7 separate regions of the Mus musculus genome follow, and regions 2, 3, 4, 5, 6 and 7 are each linked to region 1. A link is a loop called in an ENCODE intact Hi-C map of the cell type or tissue named here. Cell type or tissue: left cerebral cortex. All regions are shown on one strand.

Region 1 (4,000 bases):
AAACTTTCAAAATGGCAGGTCCCCCCAGATGGTTACGTGAATGAGGGCTTCTGAGTCCAGGCCTGGAGTGGTGGGTGTTCCAGTCATAGTTCAGTCAACACTGTTTATTGATTGCTCGCTGTGGGCTGAGAGCTGGGCTAGGCCATGCTGCTGTCACAGTCTGATGTGGGGATAGAGTCAATGAAGAGGGGAGTCTGGAAATGTCACAGGTCTCTTTTGCTGAGAAGGATACTCTATTGGGCCCCTGTGCTGTTCCAGAGTACAGTGGACTGAATTCACTGGGAGAGAGAAGGCTTCCTTCTACTGTGCCACATATTGCTGGGTGGGAAAAGTTTAAGGGTGAGCATCCCCGAAGTTTCTCGCATCCAGGAGAGAACTAAAATCTCTAACTGGCAAGCGTGCTCCAGACATGGATTAAAGGATCCTGCTTATTCACCCCCAGCTGGATTGATTCTCCATCTTTTAAGTACTCCTTATTACTATAATGGAGGACAAGTCAGCATTATTATGTATTCCAAACAAAAACTCAGTATTTTCTCACTATTGAAGTATGCCACCAAAAATGTACACGTTTTGTTGAATTGCAACTTCACTTGGTAGTGAAGTCTTAAAAATGAAAGCCAAATCCTTGAATTTAAATTAATAAAATGTTTAAAACCACCCAATTAGCTAATAAACACCAGAGTAACCCCGAAGCTTGCTTAGTTTGTTGTTTGCTGGATTACTTTGATGGTATCAAACAAACCAAAACAAACAAAACTCCTAAATTTTTGCTTGAAATGAAAACTTAAGGTAATAAATAAGACAAGTTAAACAACAGAGTTTGAATGGGTAGGATAAACTGCGCTAATATAACAAATCTTTCAGGTCACATTATATTTTATATCTTTTAATTTATATATTATATATGTTTAGTTTATTTATTTTAATTGCAGGATTGAAGATGGAATGCAAGGCCGCACATATGCTAGGCAAGCACTCTACCAGCAGCCATTTTAATCTTGTAGGTTATTTTGGAAGTTCTGAATTTAAAGCATAAAATATTTCATAAGGTAGCCAAATATATCCAAACAAATGAATCTGATGGGTTTTTTTTCCAAGACAAAAGCAGTCTTAAAATCTGAGTATATAGATAATTTGTAGAGATGAGAATTAAAGTCTACCAGGGATCTCAATGAAAATCTCCAGAAAAAATATATATATATGTAATCAAATATGAGGTACATGTACTGAGTTAACCTATGGCCAGCTCATGGCCCATGTGAAGTGAAAGTCATGCTACATTTTATTACAGACTCTGCCTTCATGGGTGATCTTCAGTATGTTTTATTTTAATTGAAACTCTTAAGGAAACTGGCAGTATTCTTTGGGTTTCCATTATTCCTACTCTAGTCTATCTGTTGATGTGGCTGTGTGGTATTTATTCCTCTGGGAATCACCATGGTCACAATATCTAAGACTGTGTTTTACTATCCCCAGCCTACCCACCCAAGAATTAGTTTCACCCCCTTGGGGGCGACATTGTCCCTGCTGCGAATGAATGCATGGCATAAGCTAATTCCTATTTCCAGACAGGGGGCAGATCCGCGCCTTGCAGGAACTCCAGACTTTCTTATCAATACCTTATTGCTAAGTGATAAGCAGAGGAAGTTTTGTAAGTGGCTTTGAAGATCCTAGGACGGAGAGTGGTATTGAAAAGCCGGAGGAATCAGAGTTGGCTATCCTTTGCCTCCTGTCTGCTTCTTCCTAGTGAGTGTACTGTCAAGAACAGTCAAGCAGTTGAGCTCCTGTCCCGAGCAAGGGACCCAAGCTGCCCCCCAGTCAAGCATCCTTGCCTTGGTCCGCAGCCGGCCAGGCAGTGCTGCAGCAGGTCCCTCTGGCTAGCAAGCAGGTGAGGAGCCAGCAGAGTGAGCGTTTGATGTTGCCAGCTCTCCTTTGCCACCCAACTTTTCCCCCCTTCAAAACCTCTTAGCAAACTTCAAAGGCCTCCTTGCTTCTTGCCTTAATCCAGTGCACTGAGACCTCTAGTTCAAAGAACTTTCCTTAAACCCTCTTCTTAAACGGCAACCCAAACTTTTTTTTCCCTTTCCTTTCCACAAAGTAGCAATTACAGCTCCGTTGAGTGGCGATTGGGCTCGGCCGATCCGCTCCTGCTATTAATTAATCTTACAAAGGGGGCTCATTTCCTGGCATTCAAATTGACAAGAGACCAGAGAACAGAAAATCCTTTCAAGCAGTTCCAACTCACCGAGGGGAAGAGGTATCAGAGGAGAGAGCCCCACAGCATTTGAGGTGGAGGGCACATCTGATACCTCCCTGTATATTCTGCGGATTGAGTGATTTTTGTTCACTGAGAGCTCTTTGCTAATCTTGTACCTGTAAAGCTTTAACAGAAGGCACCGTGGCTGGCTCACAAGTGCAGCTCCAATCTGACAGAAGAGATTTGCAGGAGAGGCACCCCCCCCCCCATCCCAACCTCCAGAAGGCATCTTCTTCAACGTTACACTTCACTTTAAACAGAAAAATGTTCAGTTTACTCACATAGAAAAGCCCTTGGAAGAGGAGGAGATGAAGGGAGGCGAGAAAGCAGGAGCGCAGACAAGAGATTAAAGCTTTTTATTCAGTATCTCTTTCGTATTCAAATCGTGCTAAGGGCTCTGTGAAACTTAGAAGCAAGCTTGTTCAGGAGGGCTTCTAAAGTGTGTACATGGATTTCATGGGAATGGAAAAGAAGCCACAGCCTGGGAAATGAAAGAGAGATAAGATGTCCCTATGTAAAAAGCCGGAGTGGTTCAATTACTCCAGCACACCATCAAGGCAAGCTTTGAAGATTTGAGAAAACACTGCTAAATTTTAACAAAAAAAAAAAAAAAAAAAAAAAAAAAAAAAAAAAAAAAGAAAGAAAGAAAAAAAAAAAAAGAAAAGAAAAGAAACCAACCCTCATGTTGCAGGTTTTGTACCAATAAATGTTTGTATACTCTGTGAATGAATTACTTAAGCTGTAGCCCTCACATGCATACATACTGTTTCTTTTCTTTTTCTTCTTTCTTTTTTTTCTCTTTTTTTTCTCTTTCTGGGTTGGGGGGGGGCACAAAGGAAAACAGTGCATTTTGCAGGAAACTAATGTCCTTTATCAAAAATGTGACAGAGAGAAAAAAAATATCGGAATCATTTGGGGGAAAAATGATAACCCTCCCGAACCAGGTGTCTTTGATTAAAATAAAAACCAAGGTTGGGTCCTCATCCCTCATTCAGTTTGAGTTAGTGCCAGGTGGCTGTGTTTTGACGCGGATTCAAGGCACTCAGTGAGATTCTGTTAGTGAGAGTTCCTATTTGAGAAAAGGACTCCTTCCCATAGCCACATTGGTAAGGTCAAATAATGGTTTCATGGAAAGGGAAGCAAAGGTTTCAACCGAGAGAGAAAGTGACAGACAGAGGGCGTTGATCCTGGCTCCTAGGGAAGCCAAGTGTCCAAGTGTCCGGATCTCACAGGTCTCCAAAAGCAAGTTGCACTTAGCAGGGAATTCCAACCCAATTTGCAACAATGTTGGGTTCTTTAAGTGGAAGATATCCACCTCCTCCTCCTTAGGCTACATGCTGTCTCATTTTCTATGCAACTCCTTGGTGATATCATATGTATTGGGATGTTGAATCAATTTCAGACCTCTTTAGGGTTTCTCTGCAATTTTTTTCTGGTGTTTTTTTTTTTTCTCTCTTTTTCTCTTATGTGAATATTGACTGTTCTTCCCATCCCCGATCAGAAGCACAATCATGGAAAATTCATGTAACGAGTTTTCAGAAATCATTCTGAGAGAACTCTTAAAAATGCATGCTGTCTGTATCCCTTAATGCTTTGTCCCAAAATAATAAAAATCAGCTGGACCATTGCTCTCTCTCTATGTAGTTCAAAGAGATTAATAGAGAAGTTCTGATTTTTTCTGATCAAAGGCTTCTTGTAAAATAGAAATTAAATATTATCTCGTAGCCTACATCAGGTGTT
Region 2 (4,000 bases), 1.4 Mb after region 1:
TGATTACTCCTTCAGCCCGTTCTGAAGAAACCTAAGTGCTTTCTCCCTTCCTTCAGAATATATAAACCAGATATTAAAGAGATAGAAAGTGGGGGAGGGGTGCATACTCCAAAACCTTAGCAATACCAAGAAGTGACTAGTCCACTGTTCACCAGATAAAGCCTCTTTTCTAACCAAAAGCCAGTGTTGCAGATCCCTCCCCATTTGTATAAGCCATACATTTGGGTAAGCCAAACATCTATTTTAATGTGTAAAGGCTAAGAGAAGCTGCTTTTGTGTTGTACTTTGTTGGACTGCCTTGTCATTGTCAAATGGAAGCAAATGAGGAGGTACCCACTTCATGTTAGGCACCTCTGGCTCAGGTAATTTTCTACGTTCTCTCATTTGGCAAAAGCAACTGCAGTATTCTCAACAAGTCTGTAGCTTTTGCCCACAACTTTGGATCTTCATTGATCCTTGATTATCCCCTAAGTCATTGCAGAATTCTAACATGGCCCCTGTAAACCAGCAGGTCACCTCAAATTAACTTGTTGCTTTGCCCCAAATTCTTATTCTTCTGTTTCTTTTGCTGAAAGTGGACCACGGGGGTTCCCACCACTTCCTTGTTCTTCTGAGTATATTTTTCAGAGAGAGAGAGAGAGAGAGAGAGAGAGAGAGAGAGAGAGAGAGAGAGAGAACAGACAGCTGCTTAGACAACCACAGCTCCAAGAAACTATAACACAGGAGAACATGCTGTATGAAGAACACGGAGACCTTCACCAATGTTTTGCGATATGGATGAATAAAAAAAACAAAGTGTCCCCTCCCTACTAATACGTTCTGAATGCTCTGAACAGCCCTGAGCATGCAGAGCAAGCTAAGCTTGGGGTTTGTCCCACTCTGTGGACTTCTCCTGGAAATCTTTTGTCTGCAATGCAGAGCTGAGGAGGAAGGCAGTGGTTTGGTTCGCATGAAACCTTCCTCAATTCTCCACTTGAGTTTATTAGCACAAACCTAACACTGCATCTTCTGACGCCAAATGTGTAAGGTCCAGTGTGAAATCATATGGTATACGTGTATTTGAGCAAGTGTCTCTTGCTTACAGGATTCCTATAATCTTTCAAACCTAGATGAATTCACATCCCACTTCAATCCAACCCCGACCTGCTAAAATTAGTTTCACAGAAAAACTTAAGGCTGAAGCCTGGTTGGCTTGGAGCAGTGTTGAAAAGAAGCCAGTGGCAACAACCCCCACCCCTAGAGGAGCAGCAGAGCTATCAGAAAGGTCAGGCTTTGTGACTCCTTTATTCACAGGTGCCTTCAGCTGCACTGTGGAAGCCAGCTTCACACCCTAGTCACTCCAGCCTTGGCTTTCTTAGTAACTCTCTAAATCTTCTTGGGAAAATTGTGTAAGACAAACTGACTAAATCCTCAAAACCAAGGGGATTTGCTCTTCACTGTTTTAGGTAGCCTCCTAGTTTGCTACAAAACTTTTTCGTTCTTTGTCAGGGTTTTCATTGGCAGCACACATACACAAAAGGAAAAAAAATCTTAGGGGCAGAAACTTTATGTTCCACTAAAATTCCTCTTTATCTGTCCTTAAAAAGGTTCAAGTCCACGGTTACCTCTATCCTCTGTCTAGCTTGTATTTTCTTTTCTCTACAGAGCCCTTCAAGGGTAACTATTAAACCCTTTGAAAACAGTAAGAATGAAAGTAGCTACTAGGTATCAAATGGACTGAAAGATCCCAGGCACCTGCTATATGCTCAAGACCCTAAATTATACCCAGTTGTGAGATTATGCCCTGCTGAAAGGACCATCATTTTTACATATACCATATACTACCTCAGAATTCATTTTGCTTTCTAGTTCAATTCCAAAAAAACAATCACCATCATCAGCCTGAAAGATAGTTTCTTAAGTAACCTATATTGTAACCATAACGGTTCTCTCTCTCTCTCTCTCTCTCTCTCTCTCTCTCTCTCTCTCTCTCTCTCTCTCTCTCTCTCTCTCTCTCTCTCTCCCAGCCCATTTTATTTTATAAACAGCCCTAACCACGCTTTCCAGAGAGAAATGGGGAAATAGTTTCAATATCCTCTGGCTTCCTGGGTCTTTTACAGACATGGCTAGTGTGGGAGAGACCACTGTCCTGGTATTTTAAAACTCTGTGTTGCCCAATCATTTCCTTTCTTCCCTTGAACATGCACAGGAAAGGTAAGGGTGTTTGTTCTTCTGGCAAATTTGGAAAGACTGATTTGCTTTTGAACTGGCTACATTTTCCTCAGCTACTGCTAAGTCGAGTCAGTGCGCCCCCTGCCGACTAGTCAATAGTGTACTGCTAAGCAAAGTTTATTTTGTTCAGTAAACCGTGTCATATAAAATTAACAACAACCAATAAAATTAGCTTATATGTTTCAACTGTAAAAGTCCAAAACAAAATAAAGCTAGTTTTAGTAGTCCTAGAAATCTCTAGTTTGGCTTCTCCTCTTTGGCTGAATCAAGGTCCTTTTATCTAAAGCCCAGTGCACAAACATATAGCTTAATGTGACTAGTGTTCTTCCTTTTATTTCTTTCTCTATGGCAACCAATATGCTCTGCTCAGAAATGTTCCCCATCAAGGAAACAAATGATCTTCAGGGAGCAGCTCTATATGGCATCTGGTCCAATGGAGCACACGGAGTTAACCCCAGTCAGAGGCAAGGCTGTAAACAAGGGGAGGGAACCTGGCGATGCTGAGCCCCTCCTCAACTGACACCTCTTCCTCCCTCATTACAAACCACTGCATTGATTTAGCATCAACTGTTTCCAAATAAATTACCAATTCAAAATTGCAAGGTGTTCTGTATACAAAAGTGCACTATAATTTCAGACATTTGATACTCCCCTCCCAATGTGGCTTTCTTCAAAAGAACAAATCCAAGAAGCATTTAAAAAATCATCCCCAGACCATTTCACTAAAGTAACATAATCACACTGGCCTGGACTTAGCATCGCTATTTCTTTCGGCCATATTTATTTAAGTAAGTATATCCTTGAATTTTATAAAACCGGGAGATAGTGATAAGGAGGGATAGATCTGACTGTCAAAAATAGAAAACATGGAAAATCTGGTTCTCTATACTGAAGCTCCATTGTCCTTGGGGAGTGGAGACCCAGGATATCCTGGTTAGTTTTGATTGATCACCTTCTTTCTGATGGGTTTTCACTACTGAGCCAGCACACACCGCCTGCTCCCCACTTGCAGCTTTAACTAGGGGGACATTGACTTCCTGCCTCTTCTCCCTCACTTCTTCCTCATCTCTAGCCCTCTGCCCTCTGGTTGCCAGCCCCCTCCCCTCTTCACTGGATCCTACAGCTCCCTGTCCTAATCTGGGCAGACTCACAATTCAGACACCCCCACCAAGACAGGCCAGGCATCTCCCTCTTCAGCCCTGATTCTCTGGGGAAAATTCCAAATAAGAAATATTTATGTTTAGTAAACAACTCATTTCTAGGGTTTACCCCTCTCATGATCAACAACTAAAATTAATAGCTCTCTCTCTCTCTCTCTCTCTCTCTCTCTCTCTCTCTCTCTCTCTCTCTCTCAGAAGGGTAAAGCTCTTGCTGTGAGGGCCATTGGAATCAGTCCACCTTTTTATGTATTATTTTAGCAACGTCAGACCTGTCTTACTAACTCCCTTCCACACACTTTCCCTTCCCCGCTCCTCCCAAGCAATGAAAATAAAGCTTCCAAACCTTCAAGAACACAAATAAACAATACACCAGAAAGGAAGGAAAAAGAGGAAGCAGAGCAAGAAAAACCAAACAAACAAAACAACAACAACAACAAAAAAAACACTTACCCAGCAAATTCCCAAGGTTAGACTTTTAAATAAAAGGTGGTGGTTGGTTTTTGGTTTTTGGTTTTTGTTTTTTGTTTTTGTTTTTTGTTTAAAAAAAAAAAAGTAAGGTTCCTGGAGGGGCAGAAGAGAAGGCATATTCTCTACTCTCCAGAGCCGAGTTATCCTTAGCCTTCTCTTTA
Region 3 (4,000 bases), 400 kb after region 1:
AACCCACTTTGAACGATTCATGAGACTACAAGGCACCATGTTTCAGAAGCAATGGCCTCCCGAAGAAACATTCAAAGACTGCATCAGCTTCAAGCAGGATTCTTTCTCAACGGTATTTCTAAAGTATCATTATTGCCAGTAGTGATGAAAACATCCTTTTAATGATGCTGTTTTTCCTGAAGAGATGAAAAAAATGACTTTCATCAGACAGGGAACCAGTGACGGATCAAAGTCATTTGCTCCTCTGACATCCAGGCACCTGGATTACAAGCAGGTTTGAAAATACCTGGTACGTGTGGTATTAGGGATGAGACCCAGGGCCTTATGTATGGCACACAAGCCTTCTATTCACTGAGCTATGCCCACAGCTTTAAAATCTAATATTTAAATGGTTGAGAATTATATATATATTTTAAGTATGGGATATCTCTTATGCAAGGACACATTTCTCTCCTCACTGAAGTAACCACAGTGGATCAGGGTTGCTTTATGAGGTTTTCAGATCACAGACACTTTTTCCACAAGAAGCAAACAATTATGTTTCATATGCATTGTTACCAAGCATATTAGATATATAATTTTGAATTTTGCTTCAACATAATACTTGACACTTTCTTCTGATATAAAACATTTTTATATACTATAAAGGGGGAAAAGGTGGTTTTCAATTGATTGTAACTCTAAGATGTATCCAACCAAGGTTTCTGCTTTTGAATCCAGAGGCAAAAAGGAAAAGAAAAGAAAGGAATTAAAGTTTTGTTCTTTAATGGTCTTTTGCAATGTTGGATCCAGATGAGGGTTACAAGCAGCAGGGAGTTCTACAGTATTGCTTTTGCAGACAGGAGTTTGTAACTTAGTTAAAATGCCCAAGGGATATGGGCAGGATCCTTGATTATCAGGTTCAAAGTTTATATGCTAATAAAGTCAAACATCATGTGTTCTATGCCATACAAATTCTGGAGGTATTCAATAGTAATTTTTCTGAGAATATGATTAAAACCACAATTTACTGACAAATGCATCAATGATGCTGCTTTTCTAAAAGCCTGATTCCTAAAGCAACATCATCAAGGACAATATGCCCATCATTCAAAAGAATTCTACAGCATACAGAAAATTTCAAGATTCATTTGAGTCACTCAGGAATTATTTAAAACTCAAGGAGAAATGCATATCACAAACAATTGCTTCAATGCCCTGCCATAATTCTCCTTCACAATGCAGGAACTACAGCCACCTCTGCCATGGAGAAAGCCCAAGTAACGCATACACACACCACACCCCACAAACACACATGCACACCCACACACCACACCATACAAACATACAAACACACACAGACGCTACACAATGCTTATATATGTAATCTATTTATCTGTGTTTATATATACATTATATACATGCATATATATATATATATATATATATATATATATATATATATAAACATATGTTGTATAAAATTTGTATACTTGTATGTAACATAATAGAAGCCATGCTAATATCAAAACTATACTATAGACTGTATACTCCCATAAACATACAATTTATATCAGACACTGGTACAATGTGTAATATACTTAGTTTCCACATTTTACATTTCAATGGAAAAAGTAACTTTTTAAATGTTGATTATTTTATATTATAGTACTATTTTGTTTCTTTTGGTTGCTGTTTTCATGTTACTTTACAAATAATGAAGATCTAAAATGTTAATTGTAATTTTTTTGTAAATCATATTTCCTGATTTGAAATGGAGGGGGATGCATTTAGCAGTAAAAAGAATACCACTCTGAACAAAACCCGCGTTTTACACAGTGAATTTGTTGGGCTGGGAACATATGTAATAGAAATGCATTATCATTTATTACTCAATTAAATGATTCTTTAATTAATTTTCATTTGTTTCTTCTGCTATTTAAGAAAAGCAAATTTCGAAAGCTTAAAAAACGATCAACTTCCCATCTCTTCTCTTCCTTGGAATAAAAGGTTTTGTTTTTTATTGTTTTGGTTTTGGTTTTTGTTTTCCCTCTTACAAGACATCAGAGCGGAGTGTGTCAGGGGAGAGAGTGGCTGGCTCAGCTGAGGAAGGATGGGAGCAGGCAGATTTTTGGCAGAACTGAATGTGTTAATCTGCAGTGAAATTAGCGATTTAAAAAAGTATTTCTCAGCTGCACATCTGAAAAAAAATTATGGGTCTAATTTTCCTTTGGAAATTTAAAATGTTACAAACTCGTAAAGATATAATTATCTGAGTTTTTCCACCCCACACTCGCCATGCACACAAAAAGGAGTGGGAATTATGTATGGATGTAAATGGGGTGACTACTGCAAAGAATTTAGAAACATTTCAATAAACATACTTGCAAATATTTTCGGTATTTTAAAAAAGTAGGACACATATGTTAAAGCTGAGTGAAGAGGGTCTAAAAGGGAATCTCCAAGCGTGCAGTTTGCTTCTATATTTGTGTGAACCATTTGGTTAAGTATTTTGCAAAATATCTACACTTTATTTTCCAGTCCTTCTGGGATTTTCAAAATACTGTATATCCTACAATAGACTTTTCAACATATGTGTAAGCTGTGGTGTGAAAATAATCGTGGAAATAATTCTAGATCTATATAATCCCACAACCTACTTGCCTTGAATTGGCTGCGTGTGTTTTTCATGTAAGTATGCACAGAAAATATTCAAGTGTTTCACACAAAACTCATTTAGATCCCAAAGCATCTCTGGGGTTGGCACGGCGTTGCCAACCCTGAAGAAATTAGACAACATTTAATAACATCAAGCAGGAGAGCTTCCGCTTTGTCAGATTCTTCTAAAAGTTTCGTTTGAATATAGAGATGTTTAGTTCAAGTGCTCATTCTTTCATATATTTGTAAGTAGGAAATGTTAAACACATTTAAGTTTCTTAAAAATTAATTACTTAATGCTTTTCCAGGAAAAACTTAGATTCCTAAGTAGTAAGTCTTTTTGTTTCCATAACTCTCATAGGAAAGAGTTTTCTGTGGTTCCGGGGTCCCTCCACACCTCTCTCCTCAGAAGTTGTTAGAAGGAGGTTTAAAATAGCCAAGGCTTTTCTTTAACCTTTTCTTTCCTAATTCTCCTCCTCCAGCTTTTCTTTACCCATTTAAGATGTTATAAAAATTAGCGAAGAAAATGCTAGCACTCAGCAGAACTATACACATTCGGGTGCTAAATAAATACTTTTGATGGTGATGAATGCTGGCAAGCCTCCATGGAAGAAAGACCTTACACAAAAGATGTTATAATTATTATGTTTAAATGATTATGCTATAATTATTATGTTAAAAATCTCCCATGCTTTCAGAGCAGCTCAGCAGTGGCAGGGCTGTGACATCCCCATTAAGCCTTATCTATTGCTAAGGCACTTGCCACCTTCACAGGCAAGCCATTCGAAGACAGTGGTGTGGCCAAGCTAGAGCAATCCTGAGTAACGGGAGGGGGACACCGTGGTGGCAGGCTGTGCTTTCTCTCCTTTCCCTTTTTGAGAGGCGTCCTGACACCAAAGAATTACATCTTCAAATTTTGCTACAGGGAGATCTTGGTTCTTTTGCTTCACAGACTGCTGGAGCGATGACAGGGAGTTCGCAGGGATTTACCCACCTCTTTGGTGTAACAAACACATATTTCTCTATAGGGGAGATGAAAAAGCTGGACAAATGTTAAGTATTTTATCAGAAGATGGAATCTTCCTAAAAATGATCTTTTGATTCTAAACCAGCTCTTGGGTTTCCACGGGTTCAGAGATGCACACAGTATGTCAGAGATGCACACAGTATGCTCACGTTTACAGGTTTTCTGGGGACTTTTATTCTAGGTTAAGATAACAGCACCTCAGATCACCAGGGCTTGTCAACCCTGAGAGAATCAGAAAAGATAAAATTTCCTACTCAACAGCTCTTAACTTTGTCAGGTTTCTCTAATAGCTCAGATAAGATGTAGAGATGTTTAATTCAAGCATTAATTTTACAT
Region 4 (4,000 bases), 390 kb before region 1:
TATCCAGGTGGAAATATATTTAGAGAATGTCTGGTTGTTAGAGGATCGGCATCCCAGTCTCTTTTCACCTCTTTACCCCACCCCTTCTAGAATGCTTTAAAGCAGGCCAGGGAGCTGATTCTTAGTCAGGTAACCTCGCAGGTTTCTGCTTTGTACTTGGGAAATCTCTTCCAGGAATGACCACCTGGTGGCGGTGCTGGGCACATCTTCTTCTCTGGAGTCTGTGTTAGGAACGACCTTGCCTTTCTTTCCCATGAAGCGCTCAGCCTGCCAAACTTAGAGGTACCACACATGCAAAAGAACGGGCTTCCAGCCAGCCTGTGGATCGGGCTGCGCAGGGTCCTTCTCCAAGGCTTTGCTCTATTCACGTGGGCATAGAAGATGAACGAGTAGTGTGCGCGGCTCCTAGTTCACTTCCCCTGTGAAATTCGCCTCCCACCTTTCTGACTAATTGGTTTAAAAATACCAGAGAGCTGACTTTCTTGTTATTGTTTTGTTTTGTTTTTATATAAGACTTGGGGTTTTCAGTTTGTATCGAAACGATCACTAAGGTTTCGTTCAGGCAGCAGACAATCGTACAGAACTTCATAAGGACAGCAACACACACATGCTCGTCGCTGCCCTGCTTGTCCCCACTAAACATGAACTATGACCTTGTCTTTTAAAATACTTCTAAGGCACAAAACAGCGTACGTTCTTTATTTGATTTGATTTTTTAAAAAAGTTTTTGTGAATATTAGACGATGCCTGGACCAGTTGGCTTCATGTTCCCAAAATGGCTGTAAAGGAAGGAAAACCTGCTGCAGGTACCTACATTGTACAGGAAGTGCGTACAGATCTGGTGGGGGCTCTGGCACCAAGTCACCAAATCTTACTTAGGTTTATCTGCCAGTAGAAGGCACACAATAAGCACTAGGCCTTGTGTCAAAGACTGAATGACCCGGTCAGGGTTCCTGTCTTTTGGGTGTTAGAATGTGCCAGCAAAAAACTGATCAGGTCAGCTGGGTCCTCCCACCCAGGAACATGTGACTTTCAGATCTTTTTAAAGCCCAGGCTGTAGACTGCACTAGAGGCCAGAGAGACTGCATGGGAAGCACGGAGCACAGCAGAGGTGTTTGTATGCGGTGGGGAGGGGCACTAATCCATAAGCTCCAAACTTGGTATCTTCGATGTATTTGTTAGCTAAATTATGTAAGAACTACTGGCGCACTTGGCCCATATTCTCCCTCTTGTAATTGAAAATTAAACCTTCAGCCCAGGAAAGTAACTGTCATTTGAATGAAGTTCAAACTCCACTTTCAAAGCTCTGAGCCCTCTGGACGACTTCCTAACCGGATGGTGTTGTTCCTTACAGTGTCTTCCCTGACAAGGTCCCTTTGCTGGTGACTTATATTCTTAACAGCTTAGAATATGGTATTTAGATGGTTGAAACTGTGTTTAGTGAACTTACTGACAGTCATCTTTCAGTTCAGAGCCAGGTCAGTGGGAAGATGTAAAACTAATAATTATTAATATAATAATAATAATAATAATAATAATATACTTTTGGTCATCAATATCCACATACTCCTCTATAAAATTTTAGGATGGTAAGCCAGAATAAGTTGTATAAAATCATTCAAAACACCTCCTGAAAGTTAAAAAAAAAAAATCAATCATATGTTTCTCTCTGTCACATTTTGGGTCTGAACTAATTTATTTGATGATACATCAATGATGAGAAGAAAACAGGAATATTTAAGAAATTAATGATATGGTGCCATGGATCTTCTGCCAACCACTTACAAAAAGAAGCCAAAATATTAATGGTATAAAATATGTTTCTATACATTTGGAATCTTAATGAGAGTCTTCTGATGTGTTGCGGGTCGGGTGCCAAATCCGCCTATACTCCAGTAGAGCTCAGGTATGGAGGAGAACCATGTGCAACTCGGATGAAGGTGAACTGAAAAGTTAATATTCATAGGATTTTAGTCAGAGCACATTCGTTAGAGGAAAAGGTAGAGAGAGACCTAAGGGATTATTCAGTTTGTGTTTGGTGAAACACAAAAGACGTCTCATAGTTTGCTGAGGAAAACTGTGGCGCTTCTTTCACTGGGTCCTCTCTCCCTTAATTTAGACTCTTGCTGGGTGATTCTTGCTTCTACACTGTAATTTCCAGTTTCCCCTAAATATAGACTCTGGATCCAAGCCATCCTAATTAAACAGCGAGGTTCTTTCGTAGCGAGCTCGGATGCTTCCGAAATCAATTTCAAGCTTTACGCGGTAGGCATGTGACCTGCCTCTTTGCCTATCCCTTTATCTGTTTATCTTGAAATGGTCAATTTCGAGTAATATTTTAACGGCAGGTTTGCACGACTTGCGGGGGGGGGGGCGTCTGGTTGATTACATTTCCTATATTACATGTACATGTAATTATTAACCTTGCTATGTTCGGGGAGGAGGTTCGAGGCAATCTTCACACTTTTCCCATCCTGAAGTAGACATCCATCCCTTTCAGTAGGAAGTTAAGTCTTTGTATTATAAATGAAGAAAGTGAGATAAAATGTTTTTTAGCCTAAGGCTACCCGGAGAAACACGCATCAGATCCTTTTGTTGTGGCACAGAATTCATGTCTTTTCTTGACACACAGCTGTTGGAGATAATGGGATTTTCACTAAGGGAATAGAAGGTGAGAGCGACTCAAACACCAGAAACTCCCGCACATGCCAACTGCAGGAGCAAGCTGGAGGCTGGGAGGCAGCGCTTGGGGGCTGGCTCAGGAGCCCTTGTTCCTTTGTGCCATTCTCAGAGCTGGCTCAAGTCTCCCAGAGGGCATCCAGCCTGGGAGTTCAGGACCTGAGCATGCGCTCAGCATTCCCTGCTGCCATGCACCTCAGAGAACACCACACAGCTCTCTTTGGGCTCTGGTTATTGCAGACAGCCGTTTGCTCTGACTACAGCTGGGGATGGGGAAGAAGGAGGCGATCCAAATTCTACAGGAAGGCTGCAAATCATTTTCTCTGTAACCCGAAGTCCCCGTATCTGTTGCGGGAGCCATTTGAGAGTACCTTTAAATAGACTTGGATTTGTCCTTTGACTTTGGCTTCCAGAATGTAATTTTACTCTCTTTCTCTCTGATTGTGGTGAGGTGGTGAGCACCGCGGCTGTCTTTTTAAATTGCCTTTGAAAGGCAACGACTTCTGAAGCAGCTCTTGCTTGCCCTGAGGCTTAGGAGGTCAAGGAGCAAAATTCAGACACATGGTGAGCCAGAGTTCTCCTCAAAGTGTTTGTGGTCCCCGGCCACGCATTAGAATACCACTTCAGGGATTCTGAAATAGCTAATACTGGGAAACCTTCTTCCCACAGGCTAAATCAATTTCTTCAGGATGGGCTAAGGGCACGGGTGAATTTCTAAAAGTTCCACTAGTGACTTGAACTTGCAGTCGGGTCTGCAGATGGCTGTGCTCATGGAAAACCTTGGTGATTTCAGGGGCCCCGGTGAGAGTCACGGCCTCCAGCTGAATTGCTGACATCTAAAATTAATTTCGGAATGCCTTACTAAAAACAAAATAACCCCATCTAAGAAAGCAACCTGGAAATGTGGAATGAACAGGCAGGACAAAGATGAATCCTAAACCTGTCCTTAACTGTTCAATAGCTCAGTCAGTACTCTACACGCTCTGCAGTCTATAGGCTTGGGTGTCCTCTGTGTGGGTTAAAGTTAAGAAGAAATAGCAGGAGAGAAAGAGATGTTTTAAGAAATGAGAGGAAAAGGGTATGGGCTCAGACGGAAGGGTTGGTGGGGAGCAACTGGCAGAAGGTAGGGACAGAAAATATAATTGGAATATATTGTATGAAAAAAAATCCATTGTCAATAAAATACTACTACAAAATGATTATGCTAAGCCTGTTGGTACAGGTCTGGGATGCTAGGTACCCAGGAGGAGGAGCAGAAGGCTTGCCAATTCAAGGTCTTCTGGTTAGAGAGTGAATTCAAGGCCAGCCTTTGGAATTTAGG
Region 5 (4,000 bases), 120 kb before region 1:
CAAAGTCTTTGAGCACAGTGCAAGATAGAAAAATGGAGTGGGAGGAATTTTTGGGGCTACTTTGCAATCTAATAATGTCAGCTTTTAGGGCGGAGGAGTAGAAAAATGGAGGTGGTGTAACTAGAATAAGAATATTCTAGGATTAAAATGTTATCTTTAAATATTGTGCTCCCACAGCACAGCAACCCAGGGCTTTCATGCTGGCTGCCAAGAAAGACTAAATCTTTTTCACTGTAGAAGTAATTAAATGTTCTCAGGCACCACTAGGTGGAGATGTAGGTTTACTCACTACTCTCTTGGCTAAGATGGCCCAGGGATGTCTGGAAAATCCTTAACAAAAAATTTACAGTGCTGGAGATTGATCAATTATGAACCCTGATAACCTCACATTCATGCTAATCTTTTAGGAGGAGGGACATACAGAGTTTTCTTTTAAAAGTCATCACATAACCACATCAAATGGACCTCAATGAGAACCATAAGTGGTTTTATGTGAATAATTTCTACGTCAAAACTTTAGATTGTTAAGGCTGAGAGAATCAGTATATCCTGGTTATGAACTGTCTACTGCCAATACACATATTGTCCTTTATTCTCACACCAGCTGGTGGTTCCTAGCGAGAGAGAGAGAGAGAGAGAGAGAGAGAGAGAGAGAGAGAAGAGAAGAGAAGAGAAGAGAAGAGAAGAGAAGAGAAGAGAAGAGAAGAGACGAGCAGAGAAAAGAGGAGGGAGAAGGAAGAGTTTCCAAGCACAGAGTTTTCTTTTCAGCTTTATTAGTGACAATGTGCCAGCCACTGGCAAGAGCTGGAAAGTGCGTGTTCGAATGTGAGGGGTTGTTTCTAACTGAGGTACTTTCTGAGAATCTCATTACATCACATCTCAATGTGTGAAGTGTGATTCACGGCACAGTTTGCTAAAGGCTAGTTAGCTCTTGTCTCAACAGTCTTAGGTGTCTAATATCCCATTAATCAAACCTTAGTGAAATGAAGCATTTCAGTTTGTTTTGGCTAAGCCTCCCTTCTCTACTTAGTTGACCCCTTTTCTTTTATGTAAACTTTTCTATGCCCATTGGTGGATGGCATGAGCTACCCGATGCCTTCCAGAACAGACAATGAGTACCAACCGTTTTCTGGGAAGGCAGGGAGCCATTTATTATTCTTCCTTTCACACTTGTCTCCCAGATGAAAATGCCCTTGAAGTTCATTTAATCATTCATCCACATTTTCTCGCTCCCCCATTCTCTTCGCTTCTTTCAGAGGAAGAATACCTCGCAGATTTCATCTAAGTCGCCCATGTAACCCTACTCCACAGAGGGGCTATTCCACCTGCCCGGATCCCATTTAAAGACTTGATTTTCTCATGGAGGAAAGCAACTCTCCACTCACGGCTGGGAAAGTTCCAAGAACAATGCTATCACTGCCTCGCTACAGTCATGGAAGTCCAACGCCCCCTCTGTGAGATACAGCAAAGTCAAATAAATAAATAAATAAATAAATAAATAAATAAATAAATAAATAAATAAAATAAAGTTTTGCAGTAAGCCATCATTATACCAAAAGTTAATCAGGGTGTCAGGATGGCTGAATCATCTAAGTTGCCAAAAGATATTTTTAAAAAAATCAGGAAGGTATCTTATGCTTGAATATCAAAATGTTTACAATTTAATGGCCATATAAATTAATTAGTTAGGACAAACAGTTAACATTTTTAGGGGCCACTCATTGCCAGTGGGAACACGGGAGTTTATGTGTAAGACACAATTTCCAGCCTAACACTGATCTTTGGCTGCTAGAAGTTAATGTTAAGGAAATTTGAATTCCTTTTTCAATCTGCATCGGCACTAAGGACTGGATTATTCAAGTGCAGAGAACACCACGGAAAGAGGAAGTTGCATTTTTCAGGCTCAGCCATGTGCTCTTTAAAATGCTTGCTTCATGGCAGTCTAAGCTTGCACTGACAGTGTCTGGTCTGCCTGAAACACCCCAATAGAACTGTAGAAAGCACAGAGTTCGGCAGCCTCTGCTAGACCTTTGGGAATCTTCTGGTCTGCACTGGTCTGACTCAAAACAGCAGCATTAATGCTGCAGGACTACTGTCTGCATGACTCTTCTATTCAGCAAATGGAATATTCCAGGAAACACTAAAGTTATAGAAATATACAATCCTTCAGGCGTAGGGAAAAAAAAATTAAACGTACCTTTGTAAGATGTGGCTTTCTCTAAACTACTTGGCTTGTTTTCCCTGCCTGTAAGCAGTAAGTGCTAAAAAGACCAAGGGGTTTTTGTGTTACTATTATCCCTAGTTTAGTTATACACTAGAAGCTCAGTGAGAAAAAGTCACAGGACTTGCCCAGGAACACACAGTAATGAGTGAAGAGATCAGGTTGCACAGCCTGGCAATCCCCTGCCAACACACACTTCATAATCATATTTCATTCATGTGCCACAGGACAACATTTCCTTGAATGAGAGACAAGCTCATACCCCAAAGATCCCATTAAGGTTATCTCACAGATTAATTGTAGTTTGTAAGTGTATGATGCTCAAAGACAAAGAGGGGCCATTGGCACATTCCCAAGAATACACCCCGTTTGTTAAGGGACCCATGTCCAAAGAGATTTGCTTCCAATATAGCATAACTTTATTTATTTATTTATTTATTTATTTATTTATTTATTTAAGAAAAGATTTTTCTTAGCTAATTTGGACATGGAAATTACCCTTTAAAATACCTGATGGTAGTGCCACCTTTTCCCAAGAGATAAACGGAATTTTCTCAGTTTATCTTTTCACATAATAGGATTTTTTTAAAAAATTAAAAATAGCATTTTAACATATCATTAGTCTTCCCTAAAGTAAACATACGATGTATACTTTAAATCTGTTTTTAGTACAGTCAGTACATGTACATAAGGATGCTATTGGGAAAGTTTTTTTTGTTTTTTGTTTTTTTAAAATTCAGTCTGTATTATTCCTTTGTAGAAGTACAAAGGATTTTAAAAATCAAAATATCTTTAGAATAACACTATATATTGGCTAATAAATAGTTTCAAGCAATATTCATATAAATATCATACACAATCACTTGTGTGCATGGGATTATGTCTGAAGAAACTCCTGCAATCAGCATAAACTTTTCCCAAGGGAAATAGGTATCTTTGAACCAGGCATAATCTAAACATAAAAGTATTGTTTTACTCAAACTGAATATTAGAGAAATTCATATAGATGAAAAACTTCAAATCAGGACTTAGTAAGAACCAGAAAGTACAATCTCTGCCAGCCCCCATCCCTTTCTTAGCGAGACCCCAGCTCTTTGATCCCGTGGAAGTTTAAAATCTTCATAATCAGTTACAGTTTGTGTAGAAAGGTCGAGGGCTTGCCTCAGCACATACTAAATCTTAAGACTTGGCTTAAGAAAATTCACAGTAGAAGAATAAAAAGATTCTCTTGGTGGGTGAGATAGGAAGGGAAACACGTTACACGGAGCCTTAGACTAAGCAATTATTGGGGCTCAACTTGCTCTTGCTTGTCATGCAGAGGAGGCGATTGCTATGAGACTTGTGGGCACAGATGAGCAAGGGAACAGAGGTTAGGTTCCCCTTCAATTCTTCTTTCCCACACCAGGCGGAGGAGACCCCCAGTCTGCCACCTGTGTTTCTGACAAACCTGTGTGACCTTCTAACCACCATACCCCCCATTTCATCCTTAGTAACTTTGAAGTTGGGACTCAAAAATGTTTCCACTTTCACTTTTAGACTCCCTGGTCTTGCCCAAAGGAGTGTGTGCTTCCTGGATGTTTTCTTTCAAATGTCTGGGAACGTAGGGCAAACCAAATAGAAGAGAAAAACAAACACTGAAGAGAACAGAAAAGGAAATGGGCTACCTTGAGAGACTCCTCCCCCCACTGACAGAACAAACGTGGCATCAAAACAGGACGTCATTTGTCATGCACGACTCCATTTGCTAGATGTGAATCCCATGGAAGGACATTTATCTAA
Region 6 (4,000 bases), 540 kb after region 1:
GTTTTAGAAGTCTATTGTGACAGATCATGTACGTCTTTCCATATCTGATTTATTTTATTTCCCCCAAGCTCCAGTTCTACACATTCGCTCAGCTCTAATGCAGTCTCCAAGGAAGCAGCTCACTTCAGTCTCCGCTGAGATCCTATCAGGCCCTGCAGGACCCCTTTCAGTGAAGCGGGAGATAAGCATACTTCATTTTCCCTAGCCAGCTGCCTGCAGACATTTGGACAGAGTCCATAGTGGGATCTAAAGGAGAACTCAGACTTACCTCTACACTGTATCTGTACACATTTGTTATGCTACTGAAAATGTAATGATATTCAATATTAATATCAACTTTAATTTTTTGAACTTTCTTAAATGTTTAAAAATAATCACTTTATTTTCTTCAGATCAATACTTAATCTCCCCGAAAAGTTTATTTCCTTAGTCATTACACTAAACAAAAACAGGTATTTTTTTGTTTTGTTCTGTGGGGGGGGGGGGCATGTATTAGGGGAACGCACTTAACAATTGTTAAGAATAGGCCGTGTGTGTCTTTGGATCCTATTTTTACCAAAGAATTCAGTAGGGAATGTTGGTCACTAGACCCTAGTAGTTGTAGTTAGGATATACTCTACATTAGTCATTTTTCACACCATGTGAGGAAACCTCACTAAATTTAGCATGATTAAATTTGAGCAGAACTATATATTAATATTTCATTTTCAATTAAGTGAAAGAAAATCTACCTGGGATAATAAACTTTATCTGTATATTGTGTCTGTAGAGAGAAAAAAATTGATACTTTATTTAGAAATACTAAAACTCACAAATCCATGATATCAATACTTTAGCAGGCAAGCAAGAAGGGCCAGTATTTTGGATCTCTTATTAAGATTAAGCAGAGTCGCTTCCTTGTGGATAACTTTGCGCATTTCTATGTGGTTAAAACCAGCTGAGAGAGGCGAGGAAAGCTGAGCTATCACTTTTGTTTTATTTTATTTTTTAAAGTGGCTACTGTAGTGGCAAAGGGCACCACCGGCTTCTTTATTGTTACACCACCAGTTCTGACACGAGGGTGACAAACATCATTAGTTTTCTGTTGTAGCTATTGTTGCTTTTGATGACGGCTTCTACAGGGGCCATGCTGCATTCACGCTTTGAGTTCTATGAAGGGACTCCTGAGCTGCCCTGGGACAACCTTGCCAGGTGTAAGGAGCATGGCCCTTGATCTTTGTTGTTCTAGCTGCATGGAATTTCCCTTCCAGCCTTGGCTGGGGAAAGTCCTATTAAGTGCTTTTCACAATTTTCTTGTATTCGTGGGTTTCTTTTATTAAACCAGATACAAGTTGTGACACGATATTAATTCAATCACTAATAACAGACTGGGATCGCGAATCTATGTCAGCAGGTTGGTGTTGATGAAGCCGTAGACATTGCTAGAATATCCTTTTAAATGCTTGCTAAATTTTATTTCTGCGGTGATAGACTGCTGGGTTTATCCCCACCCCACACCCCACCCCACTTTTCTCTCAATCAAAAAAAAAAAAAAAAAAAAAAAAAAAAAAAAAAAGAGCACAAGTGTCCCTCTATGTATGAGCTCTGCAGTCCCAGCTTCTCTGTTGCAAGGCTGGCTGGCAACCACTAGAGGGGAGGAGACAGCCGGATTTATTGAAGGCTCCAGCAGAGATGGATGGTGGGGAAGGCGTCAGAGGAGGAGGTGCCAAGCAATTGAAGTGGGTTATAAAGGTTTGCAAAAACAGGGGAAAATAGACTTCTTAGGATATGCAAAATTTTGCTTCATATAAATGAGAACTGACTGGAAGAGTGGTTAGAAGGTTGCAGCGCATGTACCTGTAATTCTGTAGTCCTAAGAATTAGTAAGGCGAGCCATGAAATCCGAGTTAACACTTATGAAAACAAATGGCTCTTTCCCCAGGACTGTAGCTAATGGTCATGTGCGAGAAAGAACAGCTACTGGGGGAGAACAGGAAAGGAGTCTAAAACGATCTGTCTGTTTTGAGTAAAGAGGAGTCCAGGGGCATACAGCTCATTTCCTAAAGCATGCCAAAACTTAACCCTGTTCACGTCTCTTAACCCCTTACATTCTGGGGCCAAGAGAGAAACAGAGGAAACATCCCAGAAGTAAAATAATGATACAATATACCCAGAGAGAGGAGATGGGAGGAGGGAGGAGGTGTTTGACCTTCCTGGAATCCTGAACTACAATATCCTACTACATGGACTTAAATCAAAAAAATTGTACTGTGGGATGAGGGGGGTCACATATAGCAGTTGAAAAATACCTCTGATGCTTTTGAATCCAGCTTGACCTCTTTGATCTTTAATTTTGGGGAAACTAAAAGGAAATAAATATACTTAATGTTAGTATTGTTAAAGTATTGCAGTGTGGAGCTGGGGACTGTTCTGTGTGCTCTCCTGAGCATAATTGCACTGAGATCATCCTGTTTCCATTTTGAAAGCCACTGGCAATTACTGGAATACAATGTATCATGCGTTTGCTCACTGGATATAAAACCTATATACTAATTCGCAATAAAATGTAACAGCTGTCAGTGCATTTTCTGCTCTGTTACTTCAATAAATTGGAACTCTGACTAGAAAATGGGAATGTTGCGTTTTTACACAGTCTGTAATGTGTTTGCTTTTTGCAAATACAATTTATTTTTTTCATGACAAAAATTGTAGTTTGTTATTACTGCTAGTGGATAAATATTCCTATATCAGAATGAATTACATATGGTACCTGTAAAGAAGTAGTAATATTTTCTCTTTTTTATGGTAGCCTGTCTTCAGTAAACAAAATACACTTAACCTACTTCTGTCGCATACTGAGGTTCCCACCCCCCATCATGATGGCTGTGTGCTGAGAGTAGGAAAAGATGCATGAGGTTTTTTTTTTTTTTTTTTTTTTTTGTTTGGTTTTTTTTTCCTGTAATCTCAGGTGCCTGGATCTATCAGTAACATTTATGTCCAGACACTATCACACCCTACAGAGTTTATTTTTGTTTAAGTTTCAAATGTCTTCCCTCGTGCCTTGACTATGCAGATTTCCTTAGGATGCTGAAGTAATGTCTTTGAGTTTTATTTAAAATAAAAATGCATGAACATTTCTGTAATTCTGTTACTTGAGGTCAGACTTTTCACAGATAATTAGCCTTTTACACACTGTGAAATCAACCTGCATTGGTTATTTGGCTCGACTCTATGCTTCTGTTCTTTATTTCCCAGAAGGTTAACGCGCTGAAAATCTAGCTTCAAGCTCATAGTACTGTCTCTTTGTGTTGCTAATTATCCTGTTGTATAATTATTAATATCAGGAGCAGGAAGAGGAAACATGCACACCAAATAGTCGTGAATGCTGGTGTTCTGGCAGGAAGCAAGCCCTGCATTAATAAAATGTGCCTGTGCCAATATCACAGGAGATGGGAGCGTTCCTTGTTAAGGACCATTTATTAACTGAGATCATCTTTTAGTTCGCCTTGGGGTAATGACTGATGTCAATGGCAAATTTCACAGTTGTCTAGAGAAATGAATTAAATTTGTAATAAAAAGCCCTTCGGCTTGTTGTACATGTTCATTTATTGGCATAGTTGAACTAAGAGAACTGTAAGGCAACTGAGAACGTCGGCTTAATTTTCCTTACATATAATAGTGACCTTTAGCTCCATATTGAAAAAGTTACCTATTATAGACTGGTAAATTAAATGAGAAGTTCCTTTAATGCAAAATAAACCAGATGGCTAAGCTAAGTTAAATGGCCTTTGAGCTTGTAAGATCCTTGGTAGAAAAATATTCTTTCTTCTTGAATAGGGAGAGGTCTTCTAGTTAAGCCTTCATAAAATAAGTGACGGGACATAAAAGCAGGTGAAGGCAATCATTCAGTGTGAGACGGCGAGGTCTTGTCCTTGGCTACTGCTGTGTGTGTGTGTGTGTGTGTGTGTGTGTGAGTGTGTGTGTGTGTGTGTGTGAGAGAGAGTGTGTGTGTGTGAGTGTG
Region 7 (4,000 bases), 610 kb after region 1:
CATCCTGTTTCTTGTCCTGATTTAATAAATCTGTAAGTGCTTTTCTGAAAGGAGGGAAAAGAGCAAAAAGTAAAACAATTAAAAAAAAAAAACAACTATGGGAGAAGGCATGGAACTGAGCACCCTAGCGGCTGCCCTGTTCTCATTTTTCTATCCCAGCACCGGTTCCCATTCATAAGTTCAAAAATATCTCTGGATGGTAGTGACTTGTCACTACAGGGTGGAAAGAGACACTGTTTAGTTCAGAGAGTAAGGTGATGGGGCCAGACCTTCCTAACAGCAGCTCTAGGGCTAGAATGGAGAACAAGTCTATGCTCAGGGTTTATAAAGGAGGAGATCAAAGCCCCACTGTTCTTCCTAAATGTGCAAGATGACAGGCAGCCATTCACACATAGCTTGTAGGCCTGACCACTTGGGCTGTCACAGCTTGGGTCTGCAGCCATCTTGCTGGGCCCTACAATGTCATCCATTCCCCTGGCTGGGAACAGAGCACAGTGGGCCTTTCATACCGTACTGACAAACTTCAATAAGCAAAGCCTTTACCCGTATGACCAAAACACTCACTTCCACGCTATACTTAACATCACTTGAAGCATAGAAAATTCACTGAAAGAAATATGTATTTGGAAAAAAATATTCTATTTGGAACAAAAGATTTGAAAAAATATTATTTCAGATAAATGCACTGAAAAAGAAAAACAAAGAAAGAAAGAAAGAAAGAAAGAAAGAAAGAAAGAAAGAAAGAAAGAAAGAAAGAAAGAAAGAAAGAAAGGAAAGAAGGAAAGAAGGCTTCAGGTTCTCAGGATCCCAACATATATTTAGGTAGAATCTCCCATTTTCATTCATTTATTAATACATTCATTTATTCTTCCACTTAATACATATTTAAAGAGTCATGGTGAGAGTGTAGGTTAGACTGTAGAGTGGAATAGGGTAATGAACACCACCACTGCCACCACCACCAACAACAACAATAACAGCAGCAGCAGCAGCAGCAACAACAACAACAGCAACAACAGCAACAATAACAATTCCTTTGCCTCAGAGAACCTACATTCTAGTCAGTGGAAGACAGAGGGAGGGTGCAGGAGCGAAGGAACACTTCAGATGTAGAAAGGCTCCCAGAGATGGGGGGGGGGGTGGGGAAGGAAGCAAAGAATAAGCACAATGTTCCTTGGGTGGGTGGGGCCTGTAGAGGCAGCAAGCAGTACTTGGGAACCTCAGTAAAGACATAAGGAAACTATAGAGACCGCCTGACCGATGATGTCAGGAGTCAAGAGAAGCACCCGATTTGCTTTCTCTTACATTGTCAGTTGGCACTGACACTATACATGGAGTTGTCTTCTATCCCATCAGAAGGCATGGCAGGTCCTGACAGGGTCACCATTCACACAAAATTTAGAGATCCCAACCCAGGATTCTAACTAAGAAGTTTCCAGATTAGGACTAGTAGTCATGATTGGTACTTGCCAGGATCCGTGGAGATCAGCAGATACCAGGCGATAGCTCCTTTGTATGTGTCATCCTTTGGAGAGCAGTCTGACTGTCTGACATATTTAAGAAAACAAGATAATAAATACAACCCAATGGTTTTCTTTAATATTAACATGAAGTAAACCAGTTTTTCCTCTCCCAATTTTCTTTATGAAATACCACCAAAGGCATCACTGGTGTTGCTTCCTGCGATGCAGGAACTCGGTAATCGTGCACAACGTGCACACTCTTGTTCAGCTGCTCAGCACATGGAAAATCCTCAGGCTTAGTCCCTTTAAAGCAGGAGAGTTTCCGCCAATATTTCTGTGCAGGGACTGCAAGGTACAAAGTACATCTGCTCAAGACAAGCACAGTAGGCAGAACCCAAGAGCCAACACGGCACTGCTGCATTGTGGAACATGTTCACATGCATTTCTTTGCCAGGTAGGTCCCCAAAAGTTCCTAAGTCCCGACGGGTGAATATCAATTTTGTGTGACTTAGTTTGGGGAGTCCTATCCTTCTGCATTCCATATGCTGAAAATCACACTTGCATGAAGGCTCCATCGGAAGCGGGAGTCTACTCCGAGGTCCTTGGAGCACCAAGAGCCAATTTCTGTGCCAACCAATCTTTCCTCGTCTCCTACTTCTGTCACTATGGCCCCTTCCTTTCATGTCTGTGTGCCCTTCCTGAGATAATTAACTCGTTATCTAATCCAGAAAATTCTTTTTTTTTTTACTTGCTTGGCTTCTTTGCTTTAATAAAACAAAGCTGAAATCTAGGCTTTGCATTTCAACTTCAACGTCCTGGACGAGACACTGGGAGGAGAGGTGGGTGTGGGGTGCTGGTTTCATGGCATGTGTTGAGCTGGCAGGAGCTAAGATCCCTAGGAGAAAGGATCTCTGTAAACTGACTGAGCTTCAGACTCCTGGCTTAGAGAACAGCTGCTCTGGGTTCTCGGTGGGGATGGCAGTGACCCCCAAGCACCCTGAGGGTGTGGCTGGAGTGCTGTGCATATTCCAGTCACTTCCTGCAACATTTGGCAGGCAGTGCCCAAGCAGCAGGGAAGGGGTTAGGGTGAGGGGGCCCAGTCATGCTTGCTGCAATTGTCCCTGATTGATGAGGCCAAAGGACTGTGGAATCTGCTTCCATTGAACGGAGTGCTGAGAGTGCTAGGCTGTGCTTGCATGTAAAAGATATAAAAGTTTGAACATGATCTTACTTTATGATGAGGAAAAATATCCCTACTTTTAATCTATTTGTCTTTTTAAAGGCAAAATGTAAATACCATATTTTTCCTATCATGGAAACTAAACAAAAGAAAAGAGTTTTAAATTATTCACAGAGGAAACAAATCAGGAATCCTGAATTAGACTGAAATATTTAAAGCAATGGCTCTATTCAACTTGCCAGTAACTTCTGCACATCCTGGAAAATAAAAAAATAAATAAATAAAAATTGTAATGGTCTCAAAGCTAGGAGAAAAATGACAACTTCTTTTAGCTGGAAAGCAAAATAAGCATTAATATTTCTTCACCTGGAGAGAAAGTTATTTTTTAAATTTGTAATTTAGTACTTTTCCTGTGATATTTAGACATCCATCATTTAAATACAGGAATGGATAGCTGCATCTCAGGACCTTGAGCTCTCCCTTGCTTCCTTCTGTTGGGTTTAGATTGACGTAAGTACGTGAAATGGTCCAAGACTGCTTTTCCTGTCGACTGTCCACTCACACTGTGCTACTGTGGTGCGGATTGTGCCCAGTTAGACTTTGGGTTTTTCTATAAATCTCCAAAGGCTGTAAACACCAGCAGTCCCCAGTGGCTTAACAACATCACCCCCCCCCCCCCCAACCACATAATTGCTAAATTGTGCATGTCAAATGGCTGCAGGATATTCTGTCCCATTTCCAGCAGGTTATCGAGGCAACTTGCTGGAGAATGGTGTTGTTTATGTGTCCTTTAAGTTGGAAACTCAAAGGTCAAGAGTGGCCAAAAGCGTTTTCAGTGAGTAACTGCTCCCTTTGCCCTGCTCCTTAACAGGCCTCTCCAGAGATCCTTACCATTACGATGAAATGTGAGTGTTTAGTTTCTAAGCCAAAGCTCACCCTTATTCCCTGACTTTATTGTCCTTAATCACAATGATTAGTCATTCCATATATTTATTAGATGCCTGTGCACAACTTAACGTGATAGTAGTGATACATTTTTCTCATAATGATTTTAAAGGCATTTTTAAAAAAAAATACGTATTTTAATGCTTTAAATTCAAGTACAAACAGTAATTAAATATCAAGTGTACAATAGTATTTAGCCTGAGTATGATAGAAGAGCCCTTATTTGTAGTGGGACAGAAATGTCTCTCCTTAATGAGAGAGTGCTTTTTTGTCTGATCTCTGAGCTGACTTAAAAGTAGGGAGTTTCAATTAATATCCTGTAACCCTGAGCCGTATGAAGCCATTTAGCAAGCAGTTCTGAATCTCTGCCCTTTCCCCGTGTTTTCTGAGAGTCACACTCTACAGCAGTCAC

What was found. Peaks named below come from ENCODE experiments on the same cell type or tissue, not always from the same donor. Only the 100,000 strongest peaks of a DNase experiment are listed, where the experiment ranks them.
Region 2: it touches region 1 in a loop (5-fold over the local background); 8 of 42 quality-filtered maps call a loop at or near these places.
Region 3: a loop joins it to region 1, with 5 times the contacts of the local background. A loop is called at or near these places in 3 of 42 quality-filtered maps.
Region 4: it touches region 1 in a loop (3.0-fold over the local background); 2 of 42 quality-filtered maps call a loop at or near these places.
Region 5: it touches region 1 in a loop (3-fold over the local background); 4 of 42 quality-filtered maps call a loop at or near these places.
Region 6: it touches region 1 in a loop (2.6-fold over the local background); 4 of 42 quality-filtered maps call a loop at or near these places.
Region 7: it touches region 1 in a loop (2.6-fold over the local background); 2 of 42 quality-filtered maps call a loop at or near these places.

Annotation. Positions count from the first base shown.
Region 1 is chr1:41,273,229-41,277,228 of GRCm38, forward strand. No RefSeq gene overlaps it. Among named protein-coding and RNA genes, the nearest start is that of 4930448I06Rik, 94 kb to the left of the region's middle. RefSeq lists an enhancer at 1,248-2,818. In left cerebral cortex, a CTCF peak has its summit at 1,520; DNase peaks (open chromatin) are centred at 113, 1,531, 1,782, 2,216 and 2 more places.
Region 2 is chr1:42,689,120-42,693,119 of GRCm38, forward strand. All of the region lies in intron 1 of Pantr1 (POU domain, class 3, transcription factor 3 adjacent noncoding transcript 1), which reads right to left. All of the region lies in intron 1 of Gm46091 (predicted gene, 46091), which reads left to right. Among named protein-coding and RNA genes, the nearest start is that of Pantr1, 3.7 kb to the right of the region's middle. In left cerebral cortex, a CTCF peak has its summit at 2,301 (motif pointing left); DNase peaks (open chromatin) are centred at 1,166 and 2,277; H3K4me3 peaks cover 3,583 bases; H3K27ac peaks cover 3,782 bases.
Region 3 is chr1:41,672,190-41,676,189 of GRCm38, forward strand. No RefSeq gene overlaps it. Among named protein-coding and RNA genes, the nearest start is that of Gm29260, 69 kb to the right of the region's middle. In left cerebral cortex, no CTCF peak of the experiment used is centred here; DNase peaks (open chromatin) are centred at 2,231 and 2,672; H3K4me3 peaks cover 362 bases.
Region 4 is chr1:40,887,617-40,891,616 of GRCm38, forward strand. No RefSeq gene overlaps it. Among named protein-coding and RNA genes, the nearest start is that of Tmem182, 84 kb to the left of the region's middle. In left cerebral cortex, a CTCF peak has its summit at 187 (motif pointing right); DNase peaks (open chromatin) are centred at 249, 2,152, 2,750 and 2,838.
Region 5 is chr1:41,152,473-41,156,472 of GRCm38, forward strand. No RefSeq gene overlaps it. Among named protein-coding and RNA genes, the nearest start is that of 4930448I06Rik, 27 kb to the right of the region's middle. In left cerebral cortex, a CTCF peak has its summit at 255 (motif pointing right); DNase peaks (open chromatin) are centred at 198, 942, 1,381, 1,946 and 1 more place.
Region 6 is chr1:41,808,878-41,812,877 of GRCm38, forward strand. The region is part of intron 1 of Gm29260 (a long non-coding RNA gene); the gene reads left to right. Among named protein-coding and RNA genes, the nearest start is that of Gm29260, 68 kb to the left of the region's middle. In left cerebral cortex, a CTCF peak has its summit at 1,640; DNase peaks (open chromatin) are centred at 1,085, 1,175, 1,654, 2,431 and 1 more place; H3K4me3 peaks cover 913 bases; H3K27ac peaks cover 1,544 bases.
Region 7 is chr1:41,885,921-41,889,920 of GRCm38, forward strand. All of the region lies in intron 1 of Gm29260 (a long non-coding RNA gene), which reads left to right. Among named protein-coding and RNA genes, the nearest start is that of Gm29260, 140 kb to the left of the region's middle. In left cerebral cortex, no CTCF peak of the experiment used is centred here; DNase peaks (open chromatin) are centred at 1,938, 2,387 and 3,224; H3K27ac peaks cover 612 bases.